3 separate regions of the Mus musculus genome follow, and all the other regions are linked to region 2. The links are chromatin loops, found by intact Hi-C in ENCODE. Cell type or tissue: gastrocnemius. All regions are shown on one strand.

What was found. Peaks named below come from ENCODE experiments on the same cell type or tissue, not always from the same donor. Only the 100,000 strongest peaks of a DNase experiment are listed, where the experiment ranks them.
Region 1: it touches region 2 in a loop (2.4-fold over the local background); 7 of 42 quality-filtered maps call a loop at or near these places.
Region 3: it touches region 2 in a loop (3-fold over the local background); 18 of 42 quality-filtered maps call a loop at or near these places.

Annotation. Positions count from the first base shown.
Region 1 is chr12:65,035,422-65,037,921 of GRCm38, reverse strand. Prpf39 (pre-mRNA processing factor 39) reads right to left here and starts at 1,588. Exons shown (of 14, transcript NM_177806.3): 1 at 1,454-1,588. In gastrocnemius, a CTCF peak has its summit at 1,398; a DNase peak (open chromatin) is centred at 1,595; H3K4me3 peaks cover 2,239 bases; H3K27ac peaks cover 2,377 bases.
Region 2 is chr12:64,963,923-64,966,422 of GRCm38, reverse strand. Klhl28 (kelch-like 28) reads left to right here and starts at 887. Exons shown (of 5, transcript NM_025707.3): 1 at 887-1,014. It overlaps Togaram1 (TOG array regulator of axonemal microtubules 1), which reads right to left and starts at 681. Exons shown (of 20, transcript NM_177805.3): 1 at 1-681. The coding sequence starts at 446. In gastrocnemius, no CTCF peak of the experiment used is centred here; DNase peaks (open chromatin) are centred at 718 and 1,275; H3K4me3 peaks cover 2,210 bases; H3K27ac peaks cover 1,675 bases.
Region 3 is chr12:65,072,757-65,075,256 of GRCm38, reverse strand. Fkbp3 (FK506 binding protein 3) reads left to right here and starts at 1,319. Exons shown (of 7, transcript NM_013902.4): 1 at 1,319-1,442. The coding sequence starts at 1,335. It also overlaps a transcript of Fancm not described here. In gastrocnemius, no CTCF peak of the experiment used is centred here; DNase peaks (open chromatin) are centred at 1,240 and 1,522; H3K4me3 peaks cover 2,500 bases; H3K27ac peaks cover 2,500 bases.

The sequences.
Region 1 (2,500 bases), 71 kb before region 2:
AACTCATTAAATATGATGCACCTGAACTCTAATACTTTCTTTCCCTAATGCTTCCCATGCCTATGCCCATAAAGACATATAAAACACACTATATATCACTGAGCATTACCACAGACCAATTAAGTCATTCCTTAGCTAGCTAGCTGGTTTCCAATCCGGAATCACTCAGAGTCTCAGCCCCGATGAGTCACCTGCATCCCTAGGCTGTAAAAGGGGTTATTACAACAAGTGGTTTTGGCAACCGGTTTTTAGAGACTAAGTAGGATGTTCACAGACATCTTGTTTCCTCATTTTAAACAATTAGGTCCCAGAAATTGAACCTTGCTTATGTATTTACAATGTCTCCATAATCGTCAGAGATTATGTCTTACACAGAGCTCTTAACGCGTAACAGACAATTTTGCTCCTCTCTGAAAATAAAACTCTAACTTTTACAACGATGTTCAAATTTTTTGTTCCTCAATTCAACTTTAAGATACAAATAGCACTAAATATTGAGTCTTTTAAAAATTCTGGGGTCTGAGAGGCAGCTCAACAGTTAAAGACACTAGCTGCCAAGCCTCAAGGGACCACGGTACTCCTGTTCTCATGCACATGACACAGCTCCAGTGCGCATGAATAACACACGGAATAACAGTTTTTAACTCTAGAATGAGATTATAAACACGAGAAGAGTAAGGAATTTAACAGCTGTTGCTATTTTTCTCAAACGAACTATAAAAAAAAAAACTGCCATGGGTCCCGGCCTTAGCTTCCTATTCTTGTCTATGAATCCGTACAGTCCTAGCATTACCATTTCTACCAGCTGAAAATTTTAAAGTATTTCTGAAAACGTTAGATTAGCTTTCTAGTGTTAAGTTCGTGAACACCGGGCATCTGAATCTGCATAAAGCTACACCGTATTACTGCATCATTACTAATCTTACTACATTACTACTAATCCCTTAACATTGGGAATGCCGAATAGTATTTACTAACTTAAAGACCGCGCAGACTCCTGAGCACGAAAGGTTAAAAAAAAAAATCTATATAAGCAGATTGTTTTTTAAAAAAGACTCTACTAGGCTGTTTCCAAGTGTCCGCGTCGCCTCCCCTCCCCCCCTCCCCCCCAAAAAAAAAAAAACCCGCTTGCTTACGCTGCTGTGCAATGGGAAACGTTCTGGCCCTCGGCTCTAGAGAAGCAGGGGACTCAGCCTCAGCAGTTAGCAGCTTCGATAATCCAGGCTGAGGCTCCCGCCCCGCCGCACCCCTGAAGCGAGGCGCCGCTCAAGGTGCAGATCCCAGGCCTGCTCTTCCCAACAGGTGGGATTGGGAAGGAGACGCGCGCCCCGCGCCAGGCCTCGAGCCGGACAGGCGGGGGAGGCCGCGGCCCGGTGCGGCCTGAGGTGGCGCAGGCCCTTCCCGTCCCGGCGCCTCCCCTGCCGCCCGCCTCACGCCGTCCGCCCCCAGTTACCTCACTATGGATGCTGCTCGGTGCCATGAGCCGAAGCCTGGGCCAAGATCGCCAAAGGTGGGCCTGCCACCGCCTCGCTCCACGCAGCTACCGCAGCCACCACCACCAGCGCCGCCGCCGCCTCTTCGGGATCACACTGCGCACGCGCCGGCGGCTCCGAAGGCGCAGCGGTCACGTGACGCGCGCAACCGAGGCCCCGCCCCGGGTGGCCTCCAGTCGCAAACTTAGCTTCCCAAACCATAGCGAAGCCGGTTGTGCTAAGCAGCACTTGTTGCCCAGCGTCAGTCTCCAAAAAAAACCTCTAAAATATCGTAATTCTTTTCCTAACCGCCAAGGCTTTACACATGAAAAATGTGTCAGGAAATGGCCAGAAATTCAGCCTAAAACTTCTAAACCTCAAAACAGTATGGGCTGATTAAATCGTATTCTGCATGTCGAAACTAACCATTTGGGCTTGAGAGTTAAAGGCTCTGAAGGATTTGGGCATAAAACTTTCAGGGCAAAGAGAGGCAGCTTGGTGTTGATGATCTTAGCAGCCCTCTTCAGTTGTTTATATCCTAGTCCCCACTCTTAAATATCCGTTTTTTAAAAAAAAATCTCGTCTTCCGTCAGTAAAACTATAGACAATTGAGCGAGCGAATGTTTTCTCACTCACCGATCTTCCATTTGGAATTTCAGAGAACTCACAACTGGGCTTTTACTCTTCCCTCTAGAACTGGTCTCCAGAATGTTTCTTTTTAAGATGATTTTTTAAAAGATTTATTATTATATCTAAGTACACTGTAGCTGTCTTCAGACGCACCAGAAGAGAGTGTCAGGTGTCATTAGGGATGGTTGTGAGCCACCATATGGTTGCTTGGATTTGAACTCAAGACCTTTGGAAGAGCAGTCAGTGCTTTTAACCGCGGAGCCCTCTCTCAAGCCCTTAAGATGATTTGTAACGGTGTATAAACCTCTTCAACTGCTTCTCTGCTCCCAAATAGCCAACTCCTCCCCGTTGGGCATGAAATAGTCACGCTTTTCCCTTTACCTCTTAATTGGGCAGTT
Region 2 (2,500 bases):
CTGCCGCCTTCCACAAGCACTCGGCCCAGCGCCCGATATAAGGCTTCCTTGCGGCGGGGAAAGCCAAGCCGGCCGCCTCGCCGCGGCAAGGCAGCCTGCAAAGCCTGGAACGCCTCGGAAGGATCCGGTGCGGTGCGCAGGAGTTGAAGAAGCCGAGTCTCCTCCTCATCTCCGCCCGAGAGCCCACTTCCAGGCCCGGACCAGCTAGTTGAAACAGCCTCCGCCGGTAACAGGAGGGTCGAGGCCAGAGGCGACGGCGTCGCGGGGCAGGAGCCATGATCCCCGGCAGCCCCACGGCAGTAATAGTTTTTCTCGCCTCTCATGGTGCCCCCGGATCGACGACCATCAGTCCCTGGGGCGTAAGGACGACAGCGGCTCAGGAGGCGATAGGAACCAGGGGTCGCAGGAGGCGGCAGCGGGAGCAGCTCGGAAGGCGCGGCCGCCATGGAGGGTCGTCAGGTAGCGAGAGCTGGAGGGAACCATTGCCGTCTTGGGAGGGCTGGATGAAGCCCAGCCTTCCAGTTCCTCTCCAAGCCCCGAGCTGCAGAGGAAGAGAAGGAACGGCTCCGGTCAGCTGCCAGGCCGCTCGGGCCTTCCACTCCCGGAGCCAGCCTCCGGCAAAATGGCCCCCGCTGAGCCTGGGACCCCACAGGCGCCACCCGGCGTAACCAGGGCCACCACGTGACCAAACCGAGCGCTTCCATGGTGATGCACCCAGAGCGGACCTCTTGACCCGGAAACCAATCTGCCGCGGTGGATGCTGGGTTATGTAGTCCATGTAAGGACTTAAAGCATAGGCCGAAGATTCCTGGAAGAGGAAGTCTGAACGTAGCCAGAATGAAGAGGCGGGGTCAAGGCCTTAGACGGAAATGACGCTCCCTTGTCCGGGGCGGAAGTTTTCCACCCCACCCATAAGAGTTGAGGTTTGACGGGAGCAAGAGAGGATCCCATCCCGGGTTCCAGTTTTCCGTGGCTCCTCCTCCTGTTGCTGCAGGTGTTATTCCTGGGACTCAGGTATTTTCCTTTTGCTATTATACAGTGGTGCAGGCTTTGGTGGTGTGTTCCCCGAGTGCCCCAGGAGCCAGAATGCGAGGCAAAGAACTGGACCAGAGCAGGCAGAGAGAGACGACATGTTCTGCACAGTGCTGGTTACCATTGTAAACGTTCTACTCACTGCTGTCCAAAATAAGATTCTTTCTACCTGCAGCCTGCTTAGTAGTACAGGAGAACCTAACCGAGGCCAAGCACACAGAGTACTTTTTTAAAAAAGACTTTCTTGTCGTTGGGGACCTTCCTCGCCCCGCCCTCTTCTCCCTTGCCTCCTTTTCCTCTCTTCACCCGCTGGCTATGGAGTGTTAAAGGCTTCTGTCCCTTTTCATTGTCCGCATCACCAAGTTTTCTTATAGATAGGTAGAATCAGTGTTTTCCCCTTTGCATTAAACGGAGTGCTTAAAGCCTTTATCTTTTAACTCCTCTGTGGGACTTTTCCTTTCGCCCCACCTCCACCTTTCCCATCTCCCCTAGGATACTCCAGAGTCTCTGCAGTCTTTCAGTCTCCTGGAGACGGAGATCGCTAGACAATTTCAGTTGTGGTGCAAGTTCTTAGCATTACAGTCCTAAGAGAATTCTGCACAGAGGATTTAGGTTGATAGACATTATTTTAAGCAAAATGAGAATTTGATAGCTGATGAGTGTTTTTTTTTTTTTTGTAAAAGAAACTATAAATAGACTCAGTTCAACTAAGAGTATCTCCTATACGGCCACACCCCTTTGGGGCATGAAAGAGCAACTTTTTTGTGTGTCTGTATTTGAAACATTAATGCTGAATTACTGTATAGCCCAAGCTGGTCTTGAAGTCTTGACCCTCCTATCAGTCTTCTGATTGTTGAGATTACCAGTGTGCACTGTCAAACCAAGCTTGAAAACAGATTTGTTGTTGTTCGGCAGACTTTTAAAAGAAATAATACAATTACTTTTCAGTGAGAAAAGACTGAGTTATAATTTGAAGTTCCAAGCTTATATTCTTCAAATGCAAAAGTATTTCTGTCCCTCTTTGTATTAAATGGATATCTCTCAATTTTTATTTTATTTTATTTTATTATTTTGAGACTGGGTTTTCCTGTCTAGTCCTAGTTGTTCTGAACTCCCTGTGTAGACCAGGCTGGCCTCCAACTTAGAGATCTGCCTGCCTCTGCCTCCCAAGTGTTGGGATTAAAGCCCTGTGCCACCATACCCAGCTATATTATTTTTTGAAATCTTGAAATAATTGAGTCACATGTATCAAAGTGCTTTATAACAATAATTAATACTCCTGGTGATGCAAGTTGAAATTGTATTTATTAGTTTTTATTATAACATAATTAAAATGTTCTTAATTTTTTATTTTGGAAAAAGTATTAATATAAATGAGGCTGTATAACCATGTATCCTGTGCTTTGGTTTAAAGCTTTGGTGGGTTTCTTCACTTTCTTTTATCTTCTGTTTTGTGGTTTGCTGCTGC
Region 3 (2,500 bases), 110 kb before region 2:
GCTTTAAATGAGCTGTCACTGCTAACGACATACTACATACGGGGTTAAGATACATAACTTCGTGACCCCAGGACAAGCATTCAGTCATCGTTTGTAACCGTAACATGATTGAAGCAAAAGTAGAGATAAATAATATTTTTCTCCATCTATGCTGAGAAAATGCAGTTTTGTGTTATACAAATGGCAGTTTTAATGTTTTGTCTGTCTAAAGAATGTGCTCTGGCCCTGCATTCATTGAGAAACTAAAACAAATACATTTTTGTCGTGGGATTTCTTTTTCTGTTTTCCTCCGTATGTTTTTGTTTCACACGGGTTCTTGCTCTGAGGCCCACTCTGGCCTGGAACTCTGCATGCAGACCAAAATGACCTTGAGTTGGCCAATGTCCTGCCTCATCTTGTAAGGGGCTATACGGGCTCCTAAGTGCTACAGACATACACTTCATATCTTAACTCTCACATAATGATTACAGCTATAGAGCAGTAAGTGTTCTTGCCCAGTTCTGTTAGTGACAGCTTTCTGCTTTTAGTCTTGGGTACCAGTACAAAATCGGTAAACATCTATTTCCTCAGTTACTGAAACAAAGTACAAACACGCGAAGCTCTTGCTGTACATACACCACCCTCACTATCGTAAAGAGGTATTTTAAGTACAGCGTAATTACATTGTTTTATTCAAGTTTCTAAATTTGTAGGCAAAGCTCTGTCGGGAGAGGTTTGCATTTAGTTTTGTGGAAATTGTTTGATGGGCAAGGACTAGGCCAATCCAGATAAGATTAGAGTAGAACTAGCCTAAAATGAGATTGAAAACCCGAATGCTGTTATTTTCTTTAAACCGTTTACAATCTGTACTTTTAAAGACATCGTAAGCCGTAAATAATAAACAAGTGGGCGTGATGGCTGCCCAAAGAACGCCTCAGAAAGCATCAAAATAAGGTTTGCCATCATCACTGCATGCCGCTGGCCAAGAGACCTGCACAGATTTTCATTCTACTCAACAAGGCCCTCACAGCCCAGTGTTGACATCACCCTAGCTCACGAGTCAATCCGGTTTAGGACCATGGCGGCCGGGCCCCGGAGTCCCGCGCAGGACCCGTGGGGACAGAGAGTGGACGGAAGAAACCCCCAGGCTCAGCAAAGCAGAAGCCCCGCCTCCTCGCGCGCCACGCATGCCCAGGCCACCCTTCAGGGCCGGGGCTGCGTAGAAAGTGTGGGCTGATTCCAAAAGGCGGAGGCCCCACCCCTAGAGCGTGGCGTAAGCCCGGGCCACGCCCTGAGGGCGGGACCGCGCCGGATTGAGGCGGGCTGGCTCAGTGCAGCGGCAGCAGCAGGGGAAGATGGCGGCGGCTGTTCCGCAGCGTGCATGGACCGTGGAGCAGCTGCGCAGCGAGCAGCTGCCCAAGAAGGACATTATCAAGTTTCTGCAGGATCACGGTTCAGATTCGGTACCAAAGGCATCTGGGCGGCCAGGCCGGGGCGTCCCGGGGCAGCTTCACCCCCCCCGGAGATGCCTTACATACCGGATTCCTCGGTGCCCCCGCCCTCGCCCTCTGTGGCCGGTGCTGGCCAGGCCTGAGCGGCCCGCGTGAGCTCCCACTCTCCCGCCCCTTGGGCCGCCCCAGATTCCGCGGGGTTCGGCCCTTATTTCCTAGGGCAGGCCCTGGAGCTGCGGCCGTAGATTTAAATCCCAGACAGGATCTGTGAGGGCCGAGGACCTGAGGAGAAGGACCCTGAAATGCTGGCGTCTGAGGCGGGGGCGAGGACTCGGGAGTGCATGCTGCCGGGGCGCACAGTGCTGGCCACTGGGAAATGGGAGGGAGGGGTGTAAGGATGCGAGGGAGCCTCGTGTGCATCTAGTTTGTCTTACCCATGTACTGAATACCGAACTATGATCCGTGATTTTCAGAAACCCACATATTACTGTTTTAACTTTTTTTGTTACAAATCTTTTACAAAATAACCTTAGGGGAATTAAATGTGAATTTTTAATACGGCGGGCTTCTGTGATTATAAGCACGCAGATTTGAAAAATTCTAGTTGTATAATGCAGCTTTCAGCCCTGTCCGCATCTTAGCCACCCATTTTGTAGTCACGGGTTATTTTGTTAGACTTGAGTTTTTGCCCTTCAGGAAGGGTCATTCATTCCCACCCCCACCCCAGCCCCCCCGACTCCTTAATCTTTTTGGAGGCAACATCTCATAGCCCAGACAGGCCTCAAACTCCCTTGACCTTACCTTCATCTAGCAAGTGCTAGGAATAACAGCCCTGCTCCATCACGTCATGTTCTGTACCTCAGTTAAATTATTTTGAGGTTTTTTTTTCCGGGGGGGGGGGGTTGCTTTGTTTTTGTTTTTTGAGACAGGGTTTCTCTGTGTAGCCCTGGCTGTCCTGGAACTCGATCTGTAGACCAGGCTGACCTTGAACTCAGAAATCCACCTGCCTCTGCCTCCCAAGTGCTGGGATTAAAGGCGCTCTCCACCACTGCCCCACCTCAGTGGTCATA